Regions from separate parts of the Homo sapiens genome. Here all the other regions are linked to region 2. A link is an interaction called in ENCODE POLR2A ChIA-PET data of the cell type or tissue named here. Cell type or tissue: Caco-2. All regions are shown on one strand. Each heading gives the region's core, and the rest is flanking DNA. Links, peaks and the distances in the headings are about the cores only.

Region 1 (7,677 bases), core at 2,025-7,024, 95 kb before region 2:
CCTTGAGTCACAGGCTTGAGGTCACCATTGGTACTGCCACTTAAAAACTGAGATCTATGCTTCTGCTCCGGCCCCATGTTTTCTGCATAGACTTGTGTACACTTGCTGTTCTCTGCTGCATCTCAAAACCCTGAATTTTTTGTCTGTAGTGGGGCTGAGAAGTCTTGTTTTCTTATCATTACCCTATGGTACCTACCTGGAGTAAACTGCTGCATGTAGAACTTCTGTGTGGAGGGCCTCTCATTCTGAGACAGAGTCCAGACTTGCAGAGAGCTGCTCCAAAAGCAATACTGAGTGATTTTCACAGCCTTGTAGCTTGGCTGGGGGGAGGGTGGAGCAGAAGAGCTGCTGCCAATTCCAGTTCAGCTTACGGGAGGCAATCCTCCTGTTCTCCCCTGGGAATCTTGGGTGGATACTGTGCAGGCTGTTATGCATCACACTTATTTTACCCTTAACAGTATAGCCTGGAGATCGTGCCGTATGAGGGCATGTCAAACTGTCTCATATTTTTAGAGACTACGTATTATGATTTATTTAGCAATTTCCTTATTGAGAAATGCCCAAACTTTTGATCACAGACACTGTTACATCAAATGTGCCTGCACACAGGCTATTTCACCCATGTGCCAATAAATCTTTCTCAGAAACTTTCAGTTGACACAAATTAGTAAAATGAAGAAAGAAAGATGCTGTACTACTCGTAACAGAAAGGCCATGGGACCAGGAATCAGAAGACCTGGGTTCAAGTCTCAGCTCTACTAATTTGTGAGATTTGGACTAAACAACTTGTCTGAAGCTCAATTTCCTCATAAGTAAAATGGAAATAAAATCCCTTGCTTTGCTTTACTTATGAGGGTTTTATAACCGTTAGATCTCCAAACACCCCCCCTCGCTCCCTCCTCTCCTCTTTCGCTTCCTTCCTTCCTCCTTTCTTTCTCACCCAGTGTTCTTTCTACTCTTCCAAAACTTTAGGAAAATTCAATTTTTCGTCTTCCAGAACCTACTCAGTAGCATACTCCGAAGGAGCTCTGCTCCCTTTTTGGTGTCTCTGGTGTGGGATGGGCCCACGTGCTATCACTGTAGCTCTTATCCGTTTTCAGTAGGCCCAGAGGGACTAGACTGCCTTGAGATGGGTCTAATATGCTCGCCTGAGAATGGTTGAAGGGGTGAGTTGGTGTCTGAAAACATTTCAGCAGGCAACATTCTTTGCTCCAGAAATTCTAGCAGATCCTCTTGCACTTGAAAGAAATGTGATTATTTTTATTTCAAGGGCAATCGTTGGAACTCTAATGAGCAATTTTCATACCACTGAAAAACTAATATAGGACATAATGACTCTGAGTTTGCATGTCATGGGGACAGGACTTGGGAAAAACTTTCAGTGTTTCTAAATTGGGGTGGCCCAAATCTCCCTGGTCCTCTCCATTTCACTTACACTGGTGGGAGAGAGTGACTTCAACTAAGGATTCGAAAGGAATGAAGCCCTCTTTGTGCAAAACTGTCAGTCGGGAGATCATTACGTTTCTTTTTTCTTTTTTGAGACAGAGTATTGCTTGGTCACCCAGGCTGGAGTGCAGTGCAATCTTGGCTCACTGCAACCTTTGCCTCCCAGGTTCAAGCAATTCTCCTGCCTCAGCCTCCAGAGTAGCTGGGACTACAGGTGCGCACCACCGCACCCGGCTAATTTTTATATTTTTAGTAAAGATGGGGTTTTACCATGTTGGCCAGGCTGGTTTCAAACTCCTGACCTCAAGTGTTCTGCCTCCCTTGGCCTCCCAAAGTGCTGGGATTACAGGCGTGAGCCAGCACTCCCAGCCTGGTAATTACTTTTCACAGGACAGCCCTCATCCTGCTTTATTTATTTCATGATTAACCCCTTATAGATTTGACTTAACAATGACAGAGCAGTTTTAGAAATTATTATGGAACTAGGTGCTTTGCTAGCCAGTACAGTTATATAAATGGATAAGATGCACTGTAGTTCCCCTTAATCAGCAGAGGATATGTTCCAAGACCCCCAGTGGGTGCCTGAAACTAGGGATATTACCAAACTCTATGTATACTATGTTTTTGCAATCTGATAACCGAGCTGGCTAAGTGAGGAACTGGTGGGTAGCATAGACAGCTTGAAAACATAGGACAAGGGGATGAGTCATGTCCCTGGTGGGACAGAGTGGAACGGCGTGAGATTTTACACTACACAGAACGGTGTGCATGAAAATTCCAGCATAAAGACAGAAACATAACTGGAATTTCATGCACACTGTTCTGAGTGTAATTTTGTTCCACTGTGTGGAAGTTTGTTTCACACACACCATTCTCAGTGGAATTATTATTTATGTCTGGAATTTTCCATGTAATATTTTTGGATTGTTGTTGACTGTGAGTAACAGCAGAAAGTAAAAATATGGGTAAGGGGGTACTATTGTAGTTTCTTTCCAGAAACAATTTATTGTTCAGTGGAGAAGAAAGACAGACAGACAGATAATTTGTTGTTGTTTTTTCCCCAGAACAAATCCACTCAATATTCACAATAAAGCATTAAAATACTCTCGGTAGTCTGGGCAATACTGGTAACTACTTGTTCCTAGAGTTTTCAAGTTCTAGAAAGGAGAATATATCAAACCTTGCTGCTTAGCAGCTAACATGAATTGTGCAAATAATCATTTCCATATTCATTCAGCATCAGAATATGAATTACCAGGCACCAGAGATACAAATCCTTGCCCTTAAACACCTTCTAATGGCAAGGTGGAAATTGTAGCATCACAGACTCGTGTGAAAGACTGCATGCTTGTCTGTATGGTAGAGTGTCCTGCGTCAGGATCAACAAGGCTGCAAGGTTGGGAAATATTTTTCTTGTAAAGAAATGTTGCTTATAATGGTATTTGTTTTGCTTAAAGTTTGACCTAAGCCGTGACGATAACTCAGTTGGGTCACTCAGCTTTGAGATAACAAAGATCTCTGTGTTTATCTTTTACCATTCGGGAAAATTTTCTAAAAGGTTTCATCTGTCTGGAAAAGGATACATTGAGAAGGTAGAGCTATACACTGAGTAAAAACAGAGCTTGAAAGTTTTTGACAGGTGGAGAGCCCTAATTATACATACATGAATAAGGATCTTGTTTATTATAAAGAGGAATGTTTTGTTTGTTTAAGGAAGACAACATGTCTTTCTTAAAACTGCCACTTCAGTGAGAGTATCAGATTGGCATTTGGTAGGAACAAGAAGTAGCAGAGTTAATTCGGTTGTCACAATTCTCTCTCACCAACATAATTAATATTGTAATAAATGAAAAACCCTTTCGTGGAATTTTTAAAAAAGGCATAATTAATGTTAGAAAGCTAACAACATCAACCTTAGTTGTGACTAAGTAGCGACTTATACAACTCATAACCATTTTGACTGAATTGACAAGGATAACATAAATAAATACAAGCTAAATCTTGCAACTTTTGTTGAAGTACATAGGTTCAGGAAAAATAACCTCCATATAATGAGGAAGTAGAATGATGCCTGGGGTTTGTGCTCTTTGAAGTCACAAAAGAAGTCACAGCAAGATTAGGAATATCTCAAGATCTCCTAAACTCCAGCTCAGTGCATCCCCCATATTCACATACTTCGTATGATCGCCAAGTGATTATTTGAGCAGCTATTTGGCTCTAGATAGAAATGGAATTTTTATTGTCACAATTCATTTAAATGGTGTTGACTTTGGGTGGCGAACAAGCTGGGATCAGACCAGCTTGATAGTGTGCTTCAGGCAATGATGTCAGCAGTTGCGTGTTAAACAAATAAATTAGAGATTCCTTTAATGCCAAGTTACACAATCAGAAAGACAACAATCTGTTTCCATTTGCTTTTTACAACGTTTGTGTAACTTCAGGGCAAAACTTAGAGCAAGTCCACTGGCAAACCCGGGAGGCGGGGGCTAGTGATTATTTTCTAACATGGCAGATAAATGCGACAAACGCTCCGACCGTAAGTCCCTGAGCCTGGCAGTGGAATGCTCCCCACCCACAGGCCATACTCCTGGTGCGCCTGACTTCTCAGCTGTTCAGGGCTGTTTCCTGGGCAGGCTGCAGTCTGCCCTGGCCTGTTTCTGGAGTGCTGAGCAAGCATGCCTGCAGGCCCCATTACAGCACACAGCCAACTGGCCCAGGTAGGGCTGCCTCACTCCCCAGCAAGGGGGCCCAGCTGGAGCTCGAGGAGATGCTGGTCCCCAGGAAGATGTCCATCAGCCCCCTGGAGAGCTGGCTTACAGCCTGCTGCCTCCTGCCCAGACTGGATGCCCAGACCCCAGGGACTGCGGCTCCAGCCCAATTCTATGAGTGTCTCCCTAGCCAGATGGGGGAAGGGGCCAAGCAGGAGGATGAGAAGGCCTGGGATACAACTCAGATGCAGAGCAAAAACGTGCTGAAGACCCGCCGGCAGAAGATGAACCACCACAAGCACCGGAAGCTGTGAGGCCGCTGTTCCTGCGGCGGGCGCCTGAAACGGAAGCCGATCAAGCTCAAGAGAGACCCGAGGAGTATCTGGGTGAAGGCGGGTCTGAAGGAAACCCCTGGAGGCTGGCAGACCCCCAAGATCTACCTGAGGGGCAGATGAGTCTGGTACCTCCCTTCCCGCCCCGTTGCTGCTGGTGATCCATGGTAATAAGTGCTCAGAGGACTCAGCTGTTAAAATAAATAAATAAATAAAAATAAAAAAATAAAAAAAAAAAAGAGAGAGAAATGCTGAGAAAAACTTCCAGCCTATTTCTTCAACCTCCAGGAAGTGTGTGAGGTGAACAGTTGGTTGTAGGGCGAAGGCTGTAAGAATCTTCATTCAAGGGACCAGTCCGCACTGACACCTGCCTCCAGATTGCAACAATTCTCTATGAAGTGTGCATTCAGCTGTATGCTATTTAGCGCTGTGTTAATTATTATTGTTGGTAATAACAACTATCGTCTATTGAGGGGCTTTTTTTTTTAACTTTTATTTTAGGTTTGGGGGTACAAGTGATGTTCCACAGGTAAACAAGTGTCACAGGATTTGTTGTACAGATTATTTCATCACCCAGGTATTAAGCCCAGTACCCAATAGTTACCTTTTCTGCTCCTCTCGCTCCTCCCACCCTTCACACTCAAGTAGACCCCAATATCTGTCGTTTCCTTCTTTGTGTTCATGAGTTCTTATCATTTAGCTCCCACTTATAAGTGAGAACATGTGGTATTTGGTTTCCTGTTCCTCCATTAGTTTGCTAAGGATAATGGCCTCCAGCTCCATCCATGTTTCCACAAAAGACATGATCTCATTCCTTTTAATGGCTGCATAGTATTCCATGGTGTATATGTACCACATTTTCTTTATCCAGTCTATCACTGATGGGCATTTAGGTTGATTCCATGTCTTTGCTATTGTGAATAGTGCTGCAATGAACATTCGCGTGCATGTGTCTTTATAGCAGAATTATTTATATTCCTCTGGGTATATGCCCAGTAATGGGATTCCTGGGTCGAATGACAGTTCTGCTTTTAGCTCTTTGAGGAATCACCATACTGCTTATGTGCCAGGCACTCATTTAGGGGCTTAAATATATTTGATTCTTCACCACTGTGGGGTCATCTAAAACATCTTTTAAAATTTCAAATATGACTTATAAACAGATCCAGAAATGGATTAAGGAGGGGGAGTAAAAAGAATAAACTTGAAAACAAGTACTCAGATAAATACCTGTACATGACTTTTCATAGAAGCATTATTCACAATAGCCAAAAGGTGAAAACAGCCTAATGTTCATCAATGGATGAATTAATAAGCAAACTTTGGTATATCTATGCAACTGAATATTATTTAGCAGTAAAGAAAAGAAGTACTGATACATGCTACAACATGGGTGAACTTGGAAAACATCATTCTGAGTGAAAAAAATGCAACACGAAAGGTCTCATATTGCATGCTTTTCTTTATTACCAGTGGGTACCTGGTTTTCTTTTGGGGCAATGAAAATATTTTAGAACTAGAGAGAGGGGGTAGTTGAACAACACTGCAAATGTACCAAATGCCACTGAATTGCACACTTTAAAATTAATTGTATGTTATATGAATTTTACCTCAATAATAATAACAGGCTGGGTGTGGTGGCTCACACTTGTAATCCCAGCACTTTAGGAGGCCGAGGCCAGTGAGTCATGAGGTCAGGAGTTAGAGAACAGCTTGGCCAACATAGTGAAACTTTTAGTCTCTACTAAAAATACAAAAAAATTAGCTGGGCATAGTGGCGGGCGCCTGTAATCCCAGGTACTCGAAAGGCTGAGGCAGGAGAATCGCTTGAACCCAGGAGGCGGAGGTCACAGTGAGCCGAGATCTTGCCGCTGCACTCCAGCCCGGATGACAGAGTGAGATTCCATCTCAAACAAACAAACAAACAAACAGAAAACAAAACAAGAAGAAAGAATAAACCTAGAATAAAAGTCTCTCTCTCTCTCTCTCTCTCCCTCTCCCTCCCTCCCCCTCTGTCTCTCTTTCTTTCTTTCTTTCTCTCTTTCTTTCTCTTTCTTTCTTTCTTTTCTTTTCTTTCTTTCCTTTTTTCTTTCTTTCTCTCTTTCTTTTCTTGACAGGGTCTCACTCTGTCCCCCAGGCTAGAGTGTAGTGGTGCAATCTTGGCTCACTGTAGCCTCAGCTTTCTGGGCTCAAGTGATCCTCCTACATCAGCCTCCTTAGTAGTTGGCACTACAGGCTAATTTTTATTTGTTTGTTTTGTAGAGACAGAGTTTTGCCATGTTGCCCAGGCTGGTCTGAAACTCCTGGGCTCAAGTGATCCTCCCACTTTGGCCTCCAAAATGCTGGGATTACAGACATGAGCCACTGCACCTGGCCTAGAAATTTTATTATTTTTATTCACTGCTATGCCTTAAACAATGCCCTACACAGGGCAGGTGTGCAGTACATATTTGGTGAATAAATGTATGGATGAACATCAGTATTGAGTCTTAGTTTTCTTCAACATCAGGCATCATGGGTACTATATTAGCCAGGGTTCTCCAATGAAACAGAACATATAAATATAAAGAGATTTATTATAAGGTATTGGCTCATGTGACTATAGGGGCTGAGAAGACCTAAGGTCTACTGTCTGCAAGCTGGAGACCGAGGAAATCCAGAGGTGTAGTTCAAAGGCCTCAGGACCAGGAGCACTGCAAGCAGATCCGTGCCCTAGCTCAACCAGGAAGGAAGAGAGGGAATCCAATCTTCCTCCACCCTTTGATTCTATTGAGGTCATCAGTGGACTGAATGATGCTCAGCACAATGGGGAGGATTATCTGCTTTACTCAGCCCACCAATGTAAATGATAATCTCTTCAGGAAACATCCTCACAGATGTGCCAGAAATAATGTTCAATCAGCTATCTGGGCATCCCATGGACAAGCCAAATTGACTCATAAAATTAACCATTAACCATCACAGATACCATAAAGGCGTAGAATTTTCTAAAGAAAAGGAATTTTTTTTTTTTTTGAGATGGAGTCTTGTTTTGTTGCCCAGGCTGGAGTGCAATGGCACAATCTTGGCTCACTGCAAGCTCCACCTCCCGGGTTCAAGTGATTCCCCTGCCTCAGCTTCCCGAGTAGCTGGGATTACAGGTGCCCACCACCACACCCAGCTAATTTTTGTATTTTTAGTAGAGACGGGGT
Region 2 (7,677 bases), core at 932-5,931:
GCCTGACAGCTTTCTATCTACTGACCCAATTGTGATGACAAACCAATGCTGGCTTTGGTAGTCAAATTCCTGACCACATGCTAATGGTTGACTCATTCAGTTTTTTGCCTGCAGATTTAGTCTCAACGAAATGAGCCACACTTTTTTTCTTACAAAGCAGCATTACCTTCTGGGGAGAATGAAATGTGGTTTTTCTTTGACAGATAAGTGGGAAAACCATCTGTGCATTTCCCGTCTGAATCAAGCTTAAGCCCCTCCCCTAGTCATCCAGGGCTGCATTAACCATGGACTACCGGTGCCCCAGCAAGGGGAGGCTGTGGATGTGGATAACTCCACACAGCTGTGCCTGGAGGCTGACGGACTATGGCAGATATTTCTCCACTTTATTCAGGGACCAGAATATGTTCACTTTGCTTGGAGGAACTGATTAATTAAGTGATGGACTGGAGAACAAAGAGGTAGCGGTTGATTATATTCATTAGAGGAAATAGAAAATTAACTCCTTAATTAAGGTATTATATTGTCATACTTCAATATCACATATTCTGCACTTCCTTAAAAGAGTTCAGTGTATTTCTTTTGCATGCCTGGTAATAACCTCAGGAAGCAGGACTGACTGAATATCATGATGTCTATTTAGCATTTAAAGGAACTGAAAAGTGGAAATGTACACGTCTCTTTCCCCCCTACTCTAAAGTTTAATTCAAATGCAATTGCAACCAACATTTCACTAGGAAGGTGGCTTGTACATTTGAATAGACAAATGGATATTTGGCACTTCTGTCCATTTTTCAACAAACTGTTGTCAAGTACAATTTTGGTAGCTTGAGGGTTGCAGAAGGTGCAACAGGTGGCTGCACCTCAGCTCTTCCTTCTCTAAAGGAAGAAATGCAAGACTGGGAAGATTGTTCTCTAACTGTGGCAGGTAAACACGGTCTGCTCCCAAAGTGAGTTGAGACCACTGGGGAATGGACTCTGTGCCCATGATTATAGAATTGAGATTACCAGTTGGGAAATTAGAGGCAACTTTCAGGTTTGTATAGCATATAGTTTGCTGAATCCAATTCCTATCTATCCTATATATTAGGATTTTCATTTTTAGAGCAAAAATTTGAGTTCGTCCCTCAAAATGCCTATTTCCTCTCTTTTTGGAGTTAATGTATTTTTAAGGAAGTGCTGCCAGCTCCAATTTCTACAACTGTCAATTCCTTATCTGCTATTTGGAAATCACTGCAGAGCCTGGATCATCGGAGGCAGTTTTGGGGCCATCTCCCATTCCCAGAATGGCATCAAACCTTAAATTGGAAGGTATCGAAGGAGGCGAAGAAACTATTTCCAGCAGTGAAGTGAACTAGGATTAAACAACTCCCCAACAAAACAAAAACTGAAAAAATGAGAACTGGGACCTAAATACCTCAAGGTGGTGAAATTGTCACTTATCAGAGCAGAACCAAACAAGACAGCCTTCAGCTAGAGCCAGCCTGAGAGCTGAAAGACCAGAAGTGAAGGGAAGGAAGCTTGGAGAAGGGGAGCAGAAACAGAATAAAATAAGTCAAAATAAAATAAAAGCAGCCTAGCCTAGTGGAAAGGTACAAGTGTGGTGGCTGATTGGCTGCAGATGGAGACTGTAATTTTCTTAGGCTATCAGTGACTAGCAGGCAGTGACAGGGAAGAGGGGGTGTCAGGTCTGAGGAGAAGAAAACCGGAACTATTTTGCTGTGTAGAAAGTCACCATGCTACACGTCATGGCCCACGAAGGGCTGATTATATTACAGAAATATTATATTATATAATATTATATACAATATATAATATATAATATATAAATATTATATAATATATAAATATTATATAAAGAAATATTATATAAAGAAATATTATATAAAGAAATAGTGGCTCAGAATTATGATCTTCAGCTATCAAGAAAACTTTGAATCATGTTTGTGTATTTTACTAAGGAAGGAAAATAAGTTTATAATATATGACGTGTTTCATTTGAAAGTGAGAGTTTGAGTTAAACGGTTAAATTCAGCGATCTGGAAAAGTGTTACGTAGAGTCACGTATCCCTTGAAATATTGGGAAATTGATGTGGAAGTTATGCTGCGCCTCACCCTTGAGATGAAAAGATTGAAAATTAGATTTCACAGAACAAAAATCATTGCTGGGGGCAGTTTGTGAGACAACAATGTTGAAGAATAAAAGGAGTAAAAATAAAGATGAACACACACACACACAGATACACATACACACAATCACACGCTGACAGAGACATACGCCAACTCACATATACACTCACACTCATACACACAAACATACACTCTCATATTCACACATACACTCACTCACTCACACACGATCAATGCCCTCCGGATTCACTTTATTCTTTTCCCTCCCTTGCCTTTTTCTAGAAAGAGCTGTATTTGCTGTTTCAGGATTGCTAATGTGAAATTTACCCAGGTGGAAGGACCAGGAGGAGAGAAGTGTTTGCTGAATGAAAATTTGTAGCAGAATGTGGGCTATTCTCTCCCTTCTGTGTCGTCAAGTGACTTCTTTCTCCCCCACTCCCCATTTCAAGTTGGCCTTAGGCACACATTTCTAGGGCTTTCTGTGCTCATGTATTATTGACAGGTAATCCCTTTCTCCATTCCCACGGGGCGCCGAATGAGTCCTGCGGTGAGCTAGCACTTTAGCAAGGGGAAGTTGGGAGTAAGAGTCTGTTATTTCATCATCCCAGCAAGCAGAACAACTAACTGCCTCCCTACCTGTTTGTGTATTAACTAAATGGACACCAACAAAATGTCATTAGGACGGGAAGTCCGGGATCTTGCAGTTTCAAGCCATTGCATCTCTAGCCCCTTCAGAAGAGAGATTGCTGGGCCCCAGGAGATGGTTTTGAAGGAGGAGGGTCGGTTGAAAAAGATCAAGGCCACTGCAGTGGGGCTGGGTGGAGATCACCTCAGTGATCCCTGGAATGCATTATTTGTCTTTTCACTTTCAAAATACAGGGTTCTAAGGCACATGTCTGTGAGGAAAGAAAAATAGAGCGTTCTGAGCTACATGAGGTATGAGAAATTTATCAGGCCCAGAGAGACAGAAGTATGGAACTCCAATCATTCCCTCCCCACCCTGCACCCCTGCCTGGGGGTAATGTTTTAAAGGCATTTTGTTCCAGATTAACTGCCTAACACATTATCTTCTTGTTGCTGGAATTTGCAATACAAAGAACACCTTATGTTATTTTAACATAATTTATTGGTAAACAACTCAGGAACTGCTTTCTTCTTTTTCCTTTAAAAATCCACTTGAATACTCTCCAGGGCGGCAATCCTCAAGCTTGGCCCGAATCAACTCTCTACTTATGTTAATTTTGGCTCAGCTTCTTCCTTTTAGTTGACAGCTGAGATGCCCAGAACATTGAAGGGACAGGTAAACATTTCGACAGTGAACAGATAAGAATTAGAATGTCTTGAGTTTAGAGAGAGCTTTGTGTTTGCTCTCTGACATTTGTTTACTGTGTGTGAGGCTTTTACAAGTGAATCCCAGGGTGGGATAATAATAGCCGTGGGGCACCAGCTGCCGGCTAGGCTTTGGGTGCCGAAGAATTTGTGGACATTTTACAGGCTAATAGATTTTTTTTTTTTTAAACTGCAGGAGTTCTGTGGGAATTCCTCTGCAAATTTTAAAATAAGTTGTAGGAGTAGGAAAGTGAGACTTTCTCTTTCTCTCTCTCTCTATTTTTCCAAAGAGCGAAAATGAGCCAAATTTAGAGCTAGTTTTGAAAGCATTTTCTCACTTTGCCTTAGGAACGAAGAGTGAGGAAAATCAAGTGTCATCAGCACCAGCTCTTTGAATGCGGGTGAGAGGAAACACAAAGCCCCGGCTTATTTCAATTGAGCAAGACAATGCAAGAGATTTAGAGATTTTAGGTCGTAAAGGACCCGTGAGCTCCTTTGTTCCAAAGTTTGTCCTATTGCCATTGAGGCATCTGTTTTCCAGTAACTATAACCCCTGTTTCCTGAATCAGGGCTGCCCGCTCGGGTGGGTCACAGAGAGAAAGCATCGTGGGCCAAAATGTGGGTGTTGGGAGCCATATGGTGGGTTAAGAGGAAGATGAGGAGGAAGAGGTTAAATTGGGCTCAGGGATCAGAGCAGGCAGAGGGGTTTCCAGGAAAGTTAAGACGCAGGGCAGAAATACCATTCAAAGAGTCAACATTGTAACCCTGGAGGTGGGGACAGATTCTTCCAAGGTTATCTCAGGACTAATCTCTCATTCCACTTTCAGACTTACAACTAGGAAAAATGTGTTCTTTTCCCTTTGAGCTAACGTGGGCTATCAGCTTAGCATACCTGCCCTCGTTTCATCCTTTCTTGCAGGTCCACTCCAGGACCTGCCAGGATTGCTGTGAAAGACTCAAAATAGGACCCTCTGAGCCAGTTTTCCAATTCTCTTTCCCAGAATTCTGGGGTGTGCCTGGAGGGAGAGAGGGAAGCTGAATCTTCTCCATCCTGCCTTTCAGGTTTCCTGTCTCAGGATTCCTGGTAACATTTCCTTTGGGAAAAAGAAGGGAGTTCTGTCAATTAACAAAACATTTGAAAAATCACTCATCCACTCTCTTCTCATTTTACAAATGAGGAAACTGAGATCAAAATAGGTTAATAGACTGACCCAGGATTCTGCCATTAATGGCACAGATTGAGTTACAGCTCAATTTTTCAACCACCAGGGCACTGGTGATGATTTTAAAGAACTAAGATAAGGAGAAGAAGACTAAGTGTTAAATGCACTAGCTGCATTTCTATTTTAAACTACTGTAATATAGTAATTCTAAAAGGCCTCTTTTGCTGGTTTGCTTCTTTTATGAAAGCAGAATCAAACTCAGATTTCTTGCTTTAAATAATTCAGTTGATGACTGAAATTTAACCAAGTGGTGAGTTTCCTCACATTTTTCAGAACAGCCCTTAAGAAACAAAAATAATTATGTTTGTTGACTTAAAAAATTTATAGGAATACTTACTTTTTCCCACTTTCTCCCTTTTTCCCAACTTGAAAGCTTAACCTCATTTGATCATCTTCCATTCAACTTTCAAACACTGTCCATACTGTTGTGTAGTAACCATGCAGTGTTCTTCTTCAGTAGGGGATAAAATGCAACCACTATCTAGGGGTGAATAAAAATATCTAACGGTATTAGCAAACCAGTATAAAGTGTACAGTAGAAAAAATTTAAACTTGGAATTATGTCCTCTTTTCCAGTTTCTCTGGTGTTAATATTTTCTGGAAAACATCCTCAAGGCTTGTCCTAGCTACCATCTTCCTGACATTGTCCCAGGTGTTGCAGTTACTAATGTGAGCAAGACATCCTCCTGGCCTTAGCGAGTGTACCCAGGAGTTATATAAAGGATATTCTGGGAGCCGGAAGAAGGAGCGAATAAAGCAGACTGCACAGATGGAACATGGAAAGGCTTTTAACAGAAATGAATACTTTCAGACTAGGTTTGAAGGACTGAGTAGGAGTAAACTAAAAGAGAAAAAGCAGGACAAAAGAAGCACCACTTTGGAAGCTCAAAGCCGCACTGGAAACACAGTCTTTCAGGATGTCTGAAAGGGGCAAGTCTGTTTGTGTGGGGTAAGAAATGCGGGGAGACAAACGGACAGTGGACAGATTGCAGAGAGCTCTGTGTGCTGAGAGGAGGGTGCAGACCAGATTTTTAAATTGAGAATGCAACAGTGAAGGATTTCAAGCTTGGAGTGAGAGGGGAGACTACGAGCCTGCAGTGATAAGGCAAAGCTGAAGATTTCAGAGCCAAGGCCACACCCTACAGTTGCCATGGAATGGGGTGGCACAGTGGGCTTTGGAGGTAAAGTCTGCAGTTGAGAAGTTCAAGGGTAGTAAGTACTTAATGCCAGGTCAATCATCCCTTTTAAGACACAGATATCATCTGCAGCGTTTTCAGGAACAGCGATAGAGAAGAAAAGCGGGCAGCTACTAGATATTCAAATCTTCCACAAATGTCAGGGAGAGAGTCAGGCAGTTGGTAGAAGAGACCTGTAAAGCTGGGTACCATAAGCCTCAACACAGGTGTTTTTATTTCAAGGCTGGGGAGCTGTGCTTTGGAAAAGCAATGAGGAGGTAACAGGAAGTCTCTTCTCCTTCTAAATCCTGTGTTCATGGAGGAGGGTGGGTTTTCTCCTCTTGAGAGGGAGTTACATACAAGTTTAAGGGAAAAGAGTCTGAAGTTTCCACCTAAATGATTCTGAAAGAATCAGGTAAGTAGTTGCTTAGAAATATTGCTAAATGTTGCATAAAGAGATACAGCTCTTCTATGGAGTAACAGATCCCGGCTACTCAATAGCTTTTTGCATTTTTTCCTGGGCTATGGAGATATTTGCAGCTTTCCATTACGTGTTAATATCTCTCATCTTACCACTGAAAGTTTATTTCTATCAATTTGCCTTCAAGTGAACTGCAGTTTCATATTTGTGATTTTATTTTTACCAAAATGAAATGGCTTATTTTTATCAAAAAATACTATTGAAAAAAATACTATTTTACCAAGAATATTATTGTGTGCTAGATGCTGGAGGCATAAAAGGGAACAAGTTAGGAACTGTTGCTTTTCATGGACAGTTGGTGTGGAGTTTTAGTAAGACTTTTGAACACTTAAATTTATATCTTTCTTTTAAGAACCAATAAAAAAAGAGCAACTCTTTATAACAGCATTATATTACATCATCTTCAAAGATCAATGTGTGTACAACATTTAAATAAATCAATATCTAGGTGTGATCATTAATCCTTAATCATGATGAACCATTGCTTAATCTAACCTGTGTTTACTTTTATTTCTGTTATAATTTGTTGACATTTTAGAAGTATAGTTCTTGTTCTCCAAGAAATATGGCACTCAAAGTCCCTGAAATTACTTGCCAAGTCATTGGGCTTTTGTCTCATGTATTTCTTAGGTCTTTGAAACAACTAGAGATTTATCTTTACCCATCTTCTGGTTTTATCTTTTTGAGTCTTTTTTTTTCTTACAATGGTCTGTAGTCAATTTAGGCAAATCTCTGTGTGAGTATTATGTGTGAGTATTATATATCTCTATGCCTCTTGGCAGAGGTGAATAACTTTTCCTTTTTATAAGAGGAATATAATTTTCCTCATTCCCAGTAGACATTAAGCTTATTAGCTACTTAACATTTTGGTAATTTGCATTCATTTTCTCTATAGCAACAAAACATCTGAATTGGAAGGAGAAAAAATTAGTTTACACCCAAAATTACTTTTATAAAAGGTTATATATTTCCTCTAACAATTATTTAAAAAGCAAACACTGAAAAATAGTGTAATAAGTCGCAAAAATAAAACTAAAAATGGCTTTAATCACAGGTGTAGTCAAACCCCAGTGATCGTTACAAAACCTGTTAAGACTCATATGACTAAAATTGTGATTACTACATAAATAGTTTTATTATTTTTAAGCACATGTGTAAAGTTTAAGGAACATTTAAGAGTAATTGTTATTAGCAAATTATTTCTAAAGTCATCTTAAAATGCCTTATTTTTTTATTTATTTGAAAAGGGTAGAAATCTCTGTTCACGTTTACTTTGTTCCACTCTGCCAAAAGGGCATAAGTGTCCCAATTGTTTTATGAGCAAAACATATGTGTGACTGTG
Region 3 (7,677 bases), core at 873-5,872, 88 kb before region 2:
GGTGAGACCAGATGGCTTCTCTGACCCATTCTATACTTTACTTGTTATGCACATTTGTTTGGCAAAGGACACGAACTCTATGAATTTAAATGAATAGAAAATCCTCCTAGGTCAGGTCAGTTAATTCTTCCTCCACCCTGATCATGTGACAGGTCAAAAGAAGAAGAAAGCTGAGAAAATCTCTTCTAAACATGAAATTCTGTTGCTTAGTATAATTTTGTGAAATGTGGGCGAGAGTGAATCCTAAGATATATCCCAAGCTTTTTGAGGAAACGATTCTTATTTAGGAAAGTGATGAGTATGTGAAATTTGACTTACTCTTGTAAATTTTTTTTGAGATGGAGTCTCGCTCTGTCACCCAGGTGGGAGTGCAGTGGCATGATCTCGGCTCACTGCAACCTCTATCTCCTGGGTTCAAGTGACTCTCCTGCCTCAGCCTCCTGAATAGCTGGGATTAAAGGCATGTGCCACCATGCCCAGCTAATTTTTGTATTTTTAGTAGAGATGAAGTTTCACCATGTTGCCCATGCTGGTCTCGAACTCCTGACCGCAAATGATACGCGCACCTCGGCCTTCCAAAGTGCTGGGATTATAGGCGTGAGCCACTTCGCCTAGCCTGATGCAAACTTTTGAAGAAACTAAATACTGTATTCAAAAAAAATTATAAAGGCTACTAGGATCGTAAGTGCATCGTTAAGCCTACACATCAGTGAAAGTGTATCCAGAATTGGTGGGTTCTTGGTCTCACTGACTTCAAGAATGAAGCCGCGGACACTCGCGGTGAGTGTTACAGCTCTTAAGGCAGCACTTCTGGAGTTGTTCGTTCCTCCTGGTGCGCTCGTGGTCTCGCTGGCTTTAGGAGAAAAGCTGTAGATCTTCGTGGTGAGTGTTACAGCTCATAAAAGCAGTGTGGACCCAAAGAGTGAGCAGTAACAAGATTTACTGCAAAGAGTGAAAGAACAAAGTTACCATAGCGTGGAAGGGGACCCGAGCGGGTTGCCACTGCTGGCTCAGGCAGCCTGCTTTTATTCTCTTATCTGGCCCCACCCACATCCTGCTGATTGGTAGAGCCCAATGGCCTGTTTTGATAGGGCGCTGATTGGTGCCTTTACAATCCCTGAGCTAGATACAAAGGTTCTCCACGTCCCCATCAGATTAGTTAGATACAGAGTATGGACACACAGGTTCTCCAAGGCCCCACCAGAGCAGCTAGATACAGAGTGTCGATTGGTGTATTTACAATCCCTGAGCTAGACATAAAGGTTCTCCAAAGCCCCGCCAAACTCAGGAGCCCAGCTGGCTTCACCCAGTGGATCCTGCACCGGGGCTGCAGGTGGAGCTGCCTGCCAGTCCCGCGCCATGCGCTCACACTCCTCAGCCCTTGGGTGGTCGATGGGACTGGGCGCCGTGGAGCAGGGGGTGGCGCTCGTCGGGGAGGCTCGGGCTGCACAGGAGCCCACGGAGGCGGGGGAAGGCTCAGGCATGGCGGGCTGCAGTCCTGAGGCCTGCCCCGCGGGAAGGCAGCTAAGGCCCGGCGAGAAATCGAGCACAGTGCCTGTGGGCCGGCACTGCTGGGGGACCCAGTACACCCTCCGCAGCCACTGGCCCGGGTGCCAAGTCCCTCACTGCCTGGGGCCGGCAGGGCCGGCCGGCTGCTCCGAGTGCGGGGCCCGCCAAGCCCACGCCCACCCGGAACTCCAGCTGGCCCACAAGCGCTGCACGCAGCCCCGGTTCCCGCTCGCGCCTCTCCCTCCACACCTCCCTGCAAGCTGAGGGAGCCGGTTCTGGCCTTGGCCAGCCCAGAAAGGGGCTCCCATAGTGCAGCGGTGGGCTGAAGGGCTCCTCGAGTGCCACCAAAGTGGGAGTCCAGGCAGAGGAGGCGCTAAGAGAGAGCAAGGGCTGTGAGGACTGCTAGCACGCTGTCACCTCTCAAAAGGTCTAATTGCAATGATTTCTCCAATTGGAGTTCTAAAGAATATTTGTTTCTAAAGATGAGTAAGGCATTTGCAAACTCTACATGAACACAAACACAGAATTGAAGTCCAAGCAAGAACTCTGCTCCTCTTTGCCTGGGGTGTTTGAAATGAAACAACAGCAACATCTTACTAACAAAGATCAAGGTTCAACTGGCTTCTTAAAGAAGCTGGTGGCGTTCAAGACACTTGACGTGTTTGCTGAAGTCTTTGGAATGCGATGGTAGGATTTGGCAGGTCTGTTTATTTGCAGTGTTAGTATAGAAGCCAAAAAGGGAGCTACAATAGAGTAAAGCAAAACACGATAATCTTGCAAAGAAAAAATCAAATGGAGCAGCACTATGAAGACTCTTATGAAAGGCAGAATAAAAATCTATTTAATGATTTTCCCTGTGAGCACTGTGAAAAAGAAATAACCTTGCCAAAGTAAAATAATTTAAATTCAATTCAACAAACATTTATTGAGTATATACTGCAGGACACATACTATTTTTCAGTGAAAACAAAAATGGGGTTGACTTTTTAAAAAAGTGTAAAAGTTACCATATAAACGTGACCAATATATGAGTAATTTCTCCCTTTTAGTTTTTTCTCCTTTTGGGGAATATTTCTGCCTTATTCTCATAGAGAATGTAATTTTCCTCCCACTTTCTGTATTCTTTTGAAATGTGCATGATTATTTTTCTCCATACTTACTTTTTCTTGTGTTGTTTAATAATATTTAAAATTATATGTATTCTTTATATATAAAAATATGATTTACGATTATATACATATATATCTATATTCTTCTTTTCCCTCTCTCCTTGGTAATAATATTTACTCCCTACTTCCTCCCATCCCTACCTAGAGGAACTGTGGGTGAATATTGGATAGTATTCTTCACTTGGATCAAATAAGCAGAATGAGAGTGAGAACTGGGTTATAATCTTTGTAACTATTATTCTGTTGTGCAAATTAAATTCTCTAGGCCTCATTTTTTTTTCTATAAAATTTACAGGGTGTAAAATGTGAAAAAGTAACCTTCTAGATTCATTACTGGAACTCTTGGTTGAGTTTGTAATTCAGAGATGTCAGGAAGAATGATGGCATATGACACAGATGGCTGATTGGTGGTAATCTATTAAGCTGGCCCTATATTAGCATATATGGAATGTTTATTCAGTTGCTGGGTGGACATGCAAGATATAGCTGCTGAGGCTGGGCCGGGTGGTTTGTGCCTGTAATCTCAGCACTCTGGAAGGCCGAGGTGGGCGGATCACCTGAGGTCAGGAATTTGACCAGCCTGGCCAACATGGCGAAACCTGGTCTCTACTAAAAATACAAAAATTAGCTGGGAGTGGTGGCACGCGCCTATATTTCCGCTACTTGGGAGGCTGAGGCACGAGAATCTCTTGAACCTGGGAGGAGGAGGTTGCAGTGAGCTGAGATCGCCAGGGTACTCCAGCCTGGGCAACAGAGCAACAGAGACTGATATGGTTTGGCTCTGTGTCCCCAACCAAATCTCATCTTGTAGCTCCCCTGTGTCATGGGAGGGACCTGGTGGGAGATGATTGAATCATGGGGGTGGGTCTTTCCCATGCTGCTCTTGTGATAGTGAATGGGTCTCACATGATCTGATGGTTTTAAAAATCAGAGTTTCAGCTGGTCACGGTGGCTCAGGCCTGTAATCCCAGCACTTTGGGAGGCCTAGGCAGGTGGATCACCTGAGGTCAGGAGTTCAAGACCAGGCTCTAACATGGTGAAACCCTGTTTGTACTAAAAATACAAAAAATTAGCCGGGCATGGTGGCACACGCCTGTAATCCCAGTTACTTGGGAGGCTGATACAGGAGAATTGCTTGAACCTGGGAGGTGGTTACAGTGAGCCGAGATCATACCATTGCACTCCAACTTGGGCAACAACAGCAAAACTCCATCTCAAAAACAAAGAAAACAAAACAACAGACCTCCTTCTTTCCTTCTTTTGTAAATTGCCCAGTCTTGGGTATGTCTTTTTTTTTTTTTTTTGAGACAGAGTCTGGCTCTGTCGCCAGGCTGGAGTGCAGTGGTGCCATCTTGGCTCACTGCAACCTCCACCTCCTGGGTTCAAGCAATTCTCCTGCCTCAGCCTCCCGAGTAGCTGGGACTATAGGTGCCTGCCACCACACCCAGCTAATTTTTGTATTTTTAGTAGAAAGGGGGTTTCACCACATTGGCCAGGATGGTTTCGATCTCTTGACCTTGTGATCTGCCTGCCTTGGCCTCCCAAAGTGCTGGGATTACAGGCGTGAGCCACCGTGGCCGACTCTCAGGTATGTCTTTATCAGCAGGGCAAAAAGGGACTAACACAGAGATCCTGCCTCCAAAAAAAAAAAGATATAACTGCTAAATTGTGAAAGGGATCTTGAATTAATAATAAGTCTGAGATAGCGTAAGATAAAATATTTAACTGGAAAGTATTTTTATATCTTATCAAGTAATAAAGCATTAAGGATGCCTGCCTGCTAGGTTGAATATTCCCCAACAATCAACTGATGAATTGGATTAATCCAGAAGACTCCAGCACATCTATTGGGAGATGGTCAGAGAGGTTGCCTGCTACTAGCAATTGAATTGGAGATCAAATTACACTTGTTAGACAGGATTAGTATTCTGTGTTCTATCATCGATGTGACTTCTGAAACGAAACTGTCGCAAACAACATTGAAAGATACTAGAATAGTAGAGAGTGTCACCTGGATGACACCAAACACAAATCAAGACCACTTAGAATATAAGAAACTGGAAGAAAAAAAAAAAGAAAACCCGAAACGAAAACCCCCAAACATAACATCCTTAATTGAGGTCATGTTTGTTCTAATCATGCTCATTTGAGAAGCTTGTAAATGAAAAGACAAGAGACTTCCTACTAAACAGCTGTTGTGGTTGAATTAAGGAGATAAGTGGTGACAAGCAACACTCAATTGCCATATGAGAGCAATACACAGATTGGGGTAAAACAGCCAGAATTAGGGTGGTTCCTTAGGAAGGGTGTCAGATTACCTCTGAGTAAAACCAATTCCCAGGTGAATTTTAAATCTGTTTATGTGGAAAACCTGGTTACTTAAGTAGTCTGTACCTACCAGCACTAGCTCTTTTAGTAGATGAAGTATCTTCAACTAAAGAATTATTTTACTCATTATTTACCTAAATAAGTCTTACCCAGATGGAGGAAAAATTAATTTACTTCACCTAGAATTTTACTACTCTGAGATTGATGATGGGTGCCCCATCTAAAGATCCATTTAGCTAAATGCTCATGTGTGTCTGTGCAAAAGACACTATAAATAGGGGTTTTCATATTTCTGTGTCAAAGAGAATCAACTATGAAGGAAGAGTTATTTATTTATGTTTATACAAGGCAAGCTGTTTTTAATGAAGTCTCTCTTGGGGATCATGAAACAGCTCTACGTGGCCCAAACAAATGATTATTGCTGACTCATCCTGGCCAACGTGGGCCCTTTTTTTTTTTTTCTCTCTCTCTGTCGTCCAGGCTGGAGTGCAGTGGCACAATCTTGGCTCACTGCAACCTCCACCTCCTGAGTTTAAGTGATTTTCCTGCCTCAGCCTCCTGAGTCGCTGGACTACAGGTATGCGCCACCATACCCGACTAATTTTTGTATTTTCAGTAGAGCCGGCATTTCACCATGTTGGCCAGGCTCGTCTTGAACTCCTGGCCTCAAGCGATCCACCCACCTTGGCCTCCCAAAGTGCTGAAATTACAGGCATGAGTCACCACGCCTGGCCATGGGCACTTCTTTCCTCCCTTCTCCGTCTTGTTACTTTGTCTCTAAACCATAGTTCTCCATTTGTGTTCTTGGTAGCATGAGTATCACCTGGGAACTTGTAAGAAATGCATATGGTTAGGCTCATCCCAGACCTGTGGGATCAGGAACGCTGGGGCAGAGCCCAAGGATTTGTGTTTGCTCTCATCAATGTACATGACTGATGCATGCTCAAGTCTGAGAATCAATGCTCTAAATCAGGGGTCTGCAATCTACGGCTTATGGGCAAAGTCAGCTTCTTGACTGATATGGTACAGCTGGTGAGCAAGAAATGATTTTTATATTTTTAAACGTTAAAAAAGGGGGAATAGTATTTCATGAGAGATGAAAATTATATAAAATTTAAGTTTTAGTGTTTGTCCATAAATACAGTTTGATTGGAACATAGTTCCACCTATTCACTTATAGCTTTGCACTACAACAGCAAACTGGGGTCATTGCAACAGAGACCATATGGCCCAAAGGCCTAAAATACTTATTATCTGCCCCTTTACAGAAAGAGTTTGCTGACCCCGCTTGAAATCCTTTGTTCCTTCATCCTCCTCCTCTGTCTCCATGCCCACCCCCCCACACTCATTCCCATCTGAGGCCAGGACTCAGTCTGTGTCATTCGTTGTCACTGATAGTCTCCCATCTTCTTGGAACTCAGGGTCAAAGAGATTGTTGACCTTCACTTTAGCATCGTGTGCAGGGAAGCAAAGAAGCCTCGATTTTCATATGCAAACTGGATTTACTGGTGTCTGTCCAGAGGGAACATTACCCCGTGTAGCTTGCATTCACATTTTTGCTTCAGGGTTGAGGGCATGTATTTTCTTAGCATTTGATTATGGATCTGTTTTTAGAGGAACATGCTGTGGGGCAAAGGCCGGCCTGTTACTGTTTGTTCTGTCTAGAATGCTTTGGCATGCACACGGTAGATTATTGCAAATTGTTGAAATGAATATTTGTGGTTTAGGAACTCGTTAGTTGTCATTCTAGATGAGGTTATGTGTCTGTCAACTTCGGGTTCTCACTTCCTGAAAAAGATCCTCTCCTAATGTTTCATGAATTAAAGGCTCATACACACACTGCAAACTGAAGCAAGAAGTATGAACGCAATTGTACTGCCTGTGGCAAGACAAGATGCTTCTGCCCTGCAACCATCAGCTTCTTTCTGGGACAGTATGCTTATTTGCTTAATGCTAGCATAACCACCACTGAAACTGTGATCTGTGTTAAAATTAATCTTTTAAATCACTTAATAATGTGCTGCAGGAGCGGCCAATTGTACATGGACTACTTAAGTGAACTACTTTTAACATGAAGAGGAATATTTCATTTTGATTTTAATTTCACATTAATTTAGTTATGTGAGTGTCTGACAATGACACAATTTCACTTATTTTTCCCTGGGGAGATGTCAATGAATTCTCAATTTCCTTCCAAGGAGCCAGTCTTAGAATATTTGTGTGGTCTGTTTCATTGCTTTCCTTTTCCGTTCTAATAGGGCCAGCTGGGCTTTGACTCAGTGTAGCCGAGTGGGGGTGGAGGAGGGGGAACTGAATGTGTGTGTTTGTGTGTGTGCACGAACGTGTGTCTTATAAGGAGGGAAGGACTGGCTTGAGTTCCGGATTCAGCAATAAAGGGTGTAGAAGAAACAGCACTATGGAAATTTCAAATGGCAACAAATACAAGTGGAGGTCTACAGTTCAACAAAAATCACGGTTGATTATTAGTAAAAATTTTGTTTTAGACAAAATTTTCTCTCTACAGAGAGCAACTTTCTGAATGTGCACAGTGAGAGGCAGGAAACTGTTTTACTTCCTTGTTGCCTGGGACGAGAAGAAGAAGGCAGTGTCAGGTGAAGAGATGATGGGAAGGCGTGAGTAGTTTGGGAGGAGAAAAGATGGCAATACTGTG
Region 4 (7,677 bases), core at 1,527-6,526, 69 kb before region 2:
ACCAAAAGAACCTGATAACAGCTTAGCAGCCAAATTGATTTAAGAAAGCTCACAATACTTGGGCATGGTACAGCGGACATTATTATGGCTCAATCATGGTTATTGTTTGGTCTTCCCAAGCAGAGTCAGAAATTATACTAACCTCATTGGTCGCATACTTACAAAACATTTCTAACTTGGTTCCTCTTAGATAAATGGTTAATCTTTCTCTCCTTGCACCCATATCACCTTCACTACCACCTTTGTTGATTTTTAGATTCTTTTGCAGATGTGACCTTTCCTGACTTTCTTGTTAAATTCTGGAGATAGACTTGGCTTTGGAGTCTCACTGCCCCAATGTGCTGATTACAACCATGATGAGAACAAAGTCTGAGAATTCTGGTCATCAGCAACCCTTATTTTGTGAGGCCCTCCCTCCATCCTTCCCTCCCTCTCTAACTCCCTCCTCCCTCCCTTTTTTCTTCTTTCCTAATGCAACTTTGCCGTCAGTTTAACCATCCAGAAAATTGACAACATAATGTACAATTTAAACATAAACTTAAATATTTGCCCCAAAATTGTATCTCAAGACCTCTCTCTAAGTCATCACTTCAACCAGTATTCTTGTTAGACTATCCTATTACAGGTTCTTACTTTCAAGCAGGGCAGAGAGAATAGTCACATCTTCACCCAAGGACGGACTGCGAGGGGAAACATCAGGGTGAATGAAGACTGCTTGTTTTGCATTCTTTGGTCCAATCACTTCAGTTCATCAGGGAAATAAAACTGTCAGCACAACATCTCTGAGCACAGAGGATGATGGCACAGTATATGATTCAAAGGATTGCCCAAGGCTAAAGCCACTGTGTAAGCTTTAATTAACTAGGACAGTCAGGGGCAGGTGCTGTGGGAGGGAACACTATCGCTATTAATGTTAATTTTTTATGTGAGTATAGAGGAACTCCTAGATGGATTATTTCATAATTAATTTTCTTATAAGTTATGAATGTCCTAGATATCCCCTAAAGAAGGGTTAGAGAGATCAATTCATTTAATACAGCTAATTTTTATGGCTACCATTTTGGCTACCATTACCATTACCATTTTTATGGCTAATTATTATGGCTACCATTTTGCTTCACTTTTTTTGTATGTTTTTTCTGGAGCCTAAAATAGTTCTGTCTTTAAGATGGAAATGGTTAATGATTACTACTATGCTTTCTGGAATATTCTAAGTTACTTGTGTGCATTTTAGGGAATAGGTCAAAGTGAGATGAGGAAAAATGATGGCTTTGGAGTTCCTGATATAATCAAGTATTGCAGGAAATATACAGGTATTTTTCAACCAAATAAATGTTTGCTTTTTTATTTTAAGTTGAGATTATCCTGACAATTAATTTTATTGAGTCAAAATAGTTTGCCTTTTGCAAAATGTTTTATATATTTTAATATTTTATTATCTTAAACACTGAAGTTTTCTACCTATCTTTTGTTAACATTGATTTTTTTTGTTCTTTACCACACACTTAAATGGGAACAGGTAGGACTCAGCTATTTGTATTTGCCCCAAGGTTTAGAAACAAGGCTGATAAGACGGTGGTTGAGGTGGTTCAAATCAGTTAAACCAGATTTTCAGGTAGGGCAGAACTGTCAGGATTCATCAGAAACCTGAACTCAACCCTGGGGGTGGGTGGGGTAATGGGGAGGGATCAGTGGGGTAGAGAAGAAAATTTTTCTTAGAGAACATGCTTCCTTTTGAACACTGGTAGGTTTCTCAAACCACAGCATGCCTGAGATGTTTGTTGTGTGGGGGTCGAAAACTCATCAAAACAATTATCTGTACCAACCTGTAGCTCTTAGGCATATGGTGCTGGGGTCAATTGTTTGGCTGACTTCAAATGCTCCACCACTGACTAGCTGCAGAACCAGACCATGGTGGGCATATTCCACCCATCTGTGCCTTATATCCCTCATTTGCAGGATAAAGATAGTAAGAATATCTGCTCTCATAGAATATGGAGATTAAGTGATACAATGTATGTAATCCCAGCACCTAAGGAGGCTGAGGCGGGCGGATCACAAGGTCAGGAGTTCAAGACCAGCCTGGCCAACATGGTGAAACCCCATCTCTACTAAAAATACAAAAATTAGCTGGGTGTGGTGGTATGTGCCTGTCATCCCAGCTACTCGGGAGGCTGAGGCAGGAGAATTGCTTGAACCAGGACCTAGGAGGCAGAGGTTGCACTGTGAGCCGAGATCCAGCCACTGCACTCCAGCCTGGGCTACAGAGGGAGACTCTGTCTCAAAACAAAACAAAACAAAACAAATAATATGCAAATAGTAGATTGAACCGTAAGTATCTGACAGGTAAACACTTAGTGATATGGTTTGGCTCTGTGTCCCCACCCAAATCTCATCTTGAATTGTACTGTCATAATTCCCACATGTTGTCGGAGGGAGGTGGTAAGAGAGAATTTGAATCATGTGGGCAGTTTCCCCCATACTGTTCTCGTGGTAGTGAATAAGTTTTACGAGATCTGATGGTTTTATCTGGGGTTTCCTCTTTTGCATCTTTCTCATTTTCTCTTGCCACCCCTATGTAAGCAGTACCTTTTACCTCCCGCCATGATTCTGAGGCTTCCCTAGTCATGTGGAACTGTGAGTTCAGTTAAACCTCTTTTTCTTCCGAGTCCTGGTATTTCTTTATCAGCAGCGTGAAAACAGACTAATGCACTCAGTAAATGTTAACAATTATTGTTATTCCTTTTTCTTCCATCACTTCTTTCATAAATTAACAATAATCAAGCAACAAGTGTACATTGTCTTCCTCCCAGTTATAAGACATTGCTGGGTTCACAAATAAATAGACAAAGTCTCTCTACTATAGAAAGGTTCAAAACAATTGGTAAGATAAATCATAAATAAGTGATGATTTAGCAAATATAAGAGAAAATAAATTATCAGTTTCCAAATAAATATTGCAGAGCGTGTACATCAAAGAAATTCAGAAGGGGGAGAAGTAACTCTGGAATGATGTGATCTGGAAGTTTTTACAGAGGAGGAGCAATTTGGATAGGCACAAAAAGTGTAGGTGGGCCGGGCGCGGTGGCTCATGCCTGTAATCCCAGCACTTTGGGAGCCTGGGGTGGGTGGATCACCTAAGGCTGGGAGTTTGAGACCAGCCTGACCTATATGGTGAAACCCCGTCTCTACTAAAAGTACAAAATTAGCCAGGTGTGGTGGTGCACACCTGTAATCCCAGCTACTCGGGAGGCTGAAGCAGGAAAATCGCTTGAACTCAGGAGGCGGAGGTTGTAGTGAGCTGAGATTGCGCCACTGCACTCCAGCCTAGACAACAAGAGTGACGCTCCATCTCAAAAAAAAAAAGAAAAGAAAAAAAAGTGTAGGTGGAGGTAAAAACAGTGGGGAGGGAGAGCGAGGATTATAATGTCAGACAGGGAACGTGATGAGACTAAAAGCGTGGAGGCAAGAAAGTGCAGGGTGTGTTTGAGGAACAGGAAATCACTGTTGGTGGGAAAGTACTTCACTGGCGAGTGTTTAGTGAGGAAAAAGGGTGGTTAGAGTTATTTTAGGGGGAAATTTGTTGGCATATGGACATTTTTGTTAGAGCTATCTTACAAGTGAAGTTGAAAAAACATGACCGGTAACATTTTAGTCGTGGGTGAGAAAGAAAAATAGCTCAGAGCATTCTGAGGAATGTCAGATATGCAAAATTTATCAGGCCCAGAAAGATGCGAGCATGAGACTTCAGTCATTTGCCCCCCATCCCTGCACCCACGTTTAGGGACAATTGTTTAAAGGCACTTTATTCTTTCTTTCCTCCTGGTAGTTTCCAAACTAGCTGATAAATTATCTAAAATGTCACTGCAAGTTGCACCATGTGACTGTCACTACTGTCTTCATGTTTCTGGAATTTGTGATACAAAGAAAAATGTACAGGCAATCACTAATCAATGTTATTTTTGTAAACCAATGAGAATCCCTGTCAAGCAAGTTTGTAATAGCTACTTCCTGTCCCCTTTTTTTTGCCTATAAAAGCCTTCTTGTAACAAAGGCTCATATTTAAGGTTACTTGGGTCTGAGTCTTCCAGGCAGCTGTTCTTATCTTGGCTCTAGTAAACTCTTTTTTTTTTTTTTTTTTTTTTTTGAGATGGAGTCTCACTCTGTGGCTCAGGCTGGAGTGCAATGGCACCATCTCGGCTCACTGCAACCTCTGCTTCCTAAGCTCAAGTAATTCTCCTGCATCAGCCTCCAGAGTAGCTGGGATTATAGATGTGAGCCACCAACCTGGCTAATTTTTGCATTTTTAGTAGAGATGAGATTTCACCATGTTGGCTAGGCTGGTCTCAAACTCCTGGCCTCAAGTGATCCACCTGCCTCAGCCTCCCAAAATGTTGGGATTACAGGCATGAGCCACTGCACCTGGCTGAGCAAACTCCTTAAAATTATATTTTGTGCCCCAGTTTCTTCCCTTAGGTTGACAGGGGTACACATTTAATTCTTCTCTAGCATTGCATGGCCATTGTACTGGTTCATTTTATGTGTCAACTTGACTAGGTTAAAGGATGCCCAAGTAGCTGCTAAAACATTATTTCTGGGTATGTCTGTGAGGGTGTTTTTGGAAGAGATTAGCCTTTGAGTTGGTTGACTGAGTAAGGAAGACTGTGCTCACCAGTGTAGGTGAGTATGGTCTGATCCCATGAGGGCCCAGATAGAAACACAAAGATGGAGAAAAGGTGATTTGAAAAAAAGAAAACCCAAATTTTAGACAATATTAATTTAACAGAGTTTATTTGAGTAAAGGATAATTCATGAATCAGACATCACTTAAAACCAGAAGAGGTATAGAACGCTCTGCTACAGCAGGGTGGGCAGAGAGCTTTTGTAGGTGGACACACGAGTAAGACAAAGAAAATATACTTGATTGGTTAGAATGGAAAGACCTTGGTTAGAGGGCAGCTGCAGTTTCGATTGGTAAAGTCTCTATTTTCATTTTACTGTTTATGTTGGGCTTAGGTAGACACTAGAACTACCTCAGTCTAACCACCTCCCTGTTAAGAATTTTTCAGCAGGGTGAATTCACTCTTCTTGAGCTGGGACATCCATCTTCTCCTGCCCTTGGGCATTGGTGCTCTTGATTCCTGCACTTTCAGACTTGACCAGGATTTCCACCATTGGCCCACCCCCACATTCTCAGGTCTTCAGACTTGGACTGGGATTTAAACCGTTGGCATCTCTGGTTCTCAGGCCTTTGAGTTTATCCTGGAATGACACCTCCAGTTTTCCTGGGCATCCTGCTTGCAGAGGGCAGATCACAGGCCTTCTCAGCCTCCATAATCATGTGAGCCAATCCCTCATGCTCAATCTCTTTCTATATATCTATACATACCTTATTAGCTCTGTTTCTCTGAAGAACTCTGCCTGATACAGTCATAATATGTTCTTTAACATTGTATTAGTCCGTTTCCATGGTGCTGATAAAGACATACCTGAAATTGGGTAATTTGTAAAGGAAAAGAGGTTTAATGGACTCACAGTTCAACATGACTGGGGAGGCCTCACAATCATGGTGGTAGGTGAAAGGCACATTTTACATGGTGGCAGGCAAGAGATAATGAGAGAGAAGTGAAAGGGGAAGCCCCTTATAAAGCCATCTGATATCGTGAGACTTACTCACTATCACAAGAACAGTATGGGGGAAACTGCACCAATGATTCAGTTATCTCCCACCAGGTCCCTCCCACAACATGTGGGAATTATGGGAGCTATAATTCAAGATGAGATTTGGGTGGGGACACAGCCAAACCATATCAAACATGAATGTAATCAAAATAGTAGAAGGCCATGGGCATATGCCAAACTCTTCACAGGGAACCCCTTTATACCTTCTCTCCCAGCTTTTAAAACAGCACTTCAAGCCAAACAGCTATCATGCAGCATTTACCTGGTATCATGCAGTGTAAAACCTGCTTTTATAGACTGCTCATTCTTTGCACTGTCCATTTTAAGCCCATGAGACATACTCATTGACCTGGCAGAAGAAAATATTCAGCCTTGGATTGATAGATAAGTACTTATATTATATTAAATGTAATTATCTATTAAATCACATCTACTGTTGTCACAGTTTATCATTTTTTGGGGGTGTGATGATGCTGAAATATTATGGAACAACTAGAGTAATTTACATATTCTTTACTTTGGTCACATTTTTCATTGAAGCCATCAAAATACTTAAAAATAATTTTCACTCTTTAGTATCAAATTATCTCATGTAGATTGACTGTTTCAATAAAAGCATCTAAAGCAGCATTTGTAGCCCAAGTGTCAGAGTTGATGTTTTCCAAGATTAAAATGTTTTAATTGTAAAATACCCAAATAAGCTCAGGTCCAAGAAATATATTTTTGATGATAAGTGCTTCTTCTTTTAAGATTATTTTTTAGTGACCACAATCAAGAGTGATAATGAAAAACGAAAGAAGGGAAGAAGGAAAGGAAGGAAGAGAATAATCCAGGGAGAACAGATTTAGGTTGGTTGAATGTTCTGGATGTATATGGATTTTGTTTTCATTTTATTTCAATGTTATGTTGTAAAAAATTCAAAACATACTATGAATTTGAAAGAATTTTAAGTCAACACCCATATACCTACCACCTAAATTGTACCACTAACATTTTACTATACTTGCTTTATCACATATCTACTCATTTCTCTACCTTGGATGTATAAATGTTTTAATTCTATGCAATGAATGAATCAATTTTATACAGAGTTCCAGTTGGTTAGATCTATGCTGTTTTCCTGTTTCTGTAGTATCTACCATCACTTCCAAGCGAGACAAATGAGACAGATTAGAAGAATCAATTCAGTTTATCAAAAAATGCTTCTTGAGCATTTAATGATGTGCCCAACATGCTTCTGTGGAGCTGGGCAGGCTTAGAGGCTTAGCAACTGTCTGGGGAGTTTCCTAACTTGGCATTCTCATGGGCTGTACTCCCCCAAATTCTGAGTCAATAAATCTGACACGGGAACAACTTGAAATCTGTATTTTTTTAAAGGATATTTTTAAAAGACATCAAACACGATTTTGAGGCAAAAACAAAAAACAAAAAACCTGATAAGAACAACCGTCAGAGTGAAAGGATAATAGCAAAATCTTTGGTGATACTAGTGACTACCCTCAGTAAGACAGGGCAGCTACAGAACTTGAAAACTAATCTCTAATGACAGCAGGCAAATCAATGGTTGTCAAGTGGTGTGCTTAGAAGCCTTTCCTCTCAGCCAGGCCCACTCCTGGGAGCTAGAGATACAGAAATAGATAAAACCTGTCTTGCAAGTTAACAATAGGATTTAACAGGTGCTTGGATTTGGAAACCATTGACCTTGACACTGTCAAAGAACTGTATGTTACAGTCCTTTTTTTTGGTGGGGGGATGGTGGGAAGGGACAGGGTATTGCTCTCTGTTGCCTAGGCTGGAATGTAATGGCATGATCTCTGCTCACTGTAGCCAAAACCTCCTGGGTTCAAGTGATCCTCTTGCTTCAGTCTCCTGAGTAGCTAGGACTGCAGGTGAGTACCACCTGTAATTTGTATTTATTTTTAGTAGAGACAGGGTCTTGCTATGTTTCCCAGGCTGGTCTCAAACTCCTGGGCTCAAGTGATCTGCCTGCTTCAG

What was found. Peaks named below come from ENCODE experiments on the same cell type or tissue, not always from the same donor. Only the 100,000 strongest peaks of a DNase experiment are listed, where the experiment ranks them.
Region 1: POLR2A ChIA-PET joins it to region 2 with 8 read pairs; 4 of 35 experiments call an interaction of 5 or more read pairs at or near these places.
Region 3: POLR2A ChIA-PET joins it to region 2 with 6 read pairs; 4 of 35 experiments call an interaction of 5 or more read pairs at or near these places.
Region 4: POLR2A ChIA-PET joins it to region 2 with 7 read pairs; 2 of 35 experiments call an interaction of 5 or more read pairs at or near these places.

What each region holds. Positions count from the first base shown.
Region 1 is chr5:17,302,356-17,310,032 of GRCh38, forward strand. It overlaps the pseudogene LOC646012. Among named protein-coding and RNA genes, the nearest start is that of LINC02111, 81 kb to the right of the region's middle. RefSeq lists an enhancer at 200-766. In Caco-2, for the core only: no CTCF peak of the experiment used is centred there; DNase peaks (open chromatin) are centred at 2,846 and 3,916; H3K4me3 peaks cover 285 bases.
Region 2 is chr5:17,398,461-17,406,137 of GRCh38, forward strand. LINC02217 (long intergenic non-protein coding RNA 2217) reads left to right here and starts at 5,559. Exons shown (of 2, transcript NR_134275.1): 1 at 5,559-5,628. RefSeq lists enhancers at 2,326-2,971, 2,972-3,617. In Caco-2, for the core only: no CTCF peak of the experiment used is centred there; DNase peaks (open chromatin) are centred at 2,679, 3,561 and 4,201; H3K4me3 peaks cover 433 bases.
Region 3 is chr5:17,310,405-17,318,081 of GRCh38, forward strand. No RefSeq gene overlaps it. Among named protein-coding and RNA genes, the nearest start is that of LINC02111, 73 kb to the right of the region's middle. RefSeq lists an enhancer at 1,016-1,657. In Caco-2, for the core only: no CTCF peak of the experiment used is centred there; DNase peaks (open chromatin) are centred at 2,145 and 3,207.
Region 4 is chr5:17,328,940-17,336,616 of GRCh38, forward strand. No RefSeq gene overlaps it. Among named protein-coding and RNA genes, the nearest start is that of LINC02111, 55 kb to the right of the region's middle. In Caco-2, for the core only: no CTCF peak of the experiment used is centred there; a DNase peak (open chromatin) is centred at 1,662.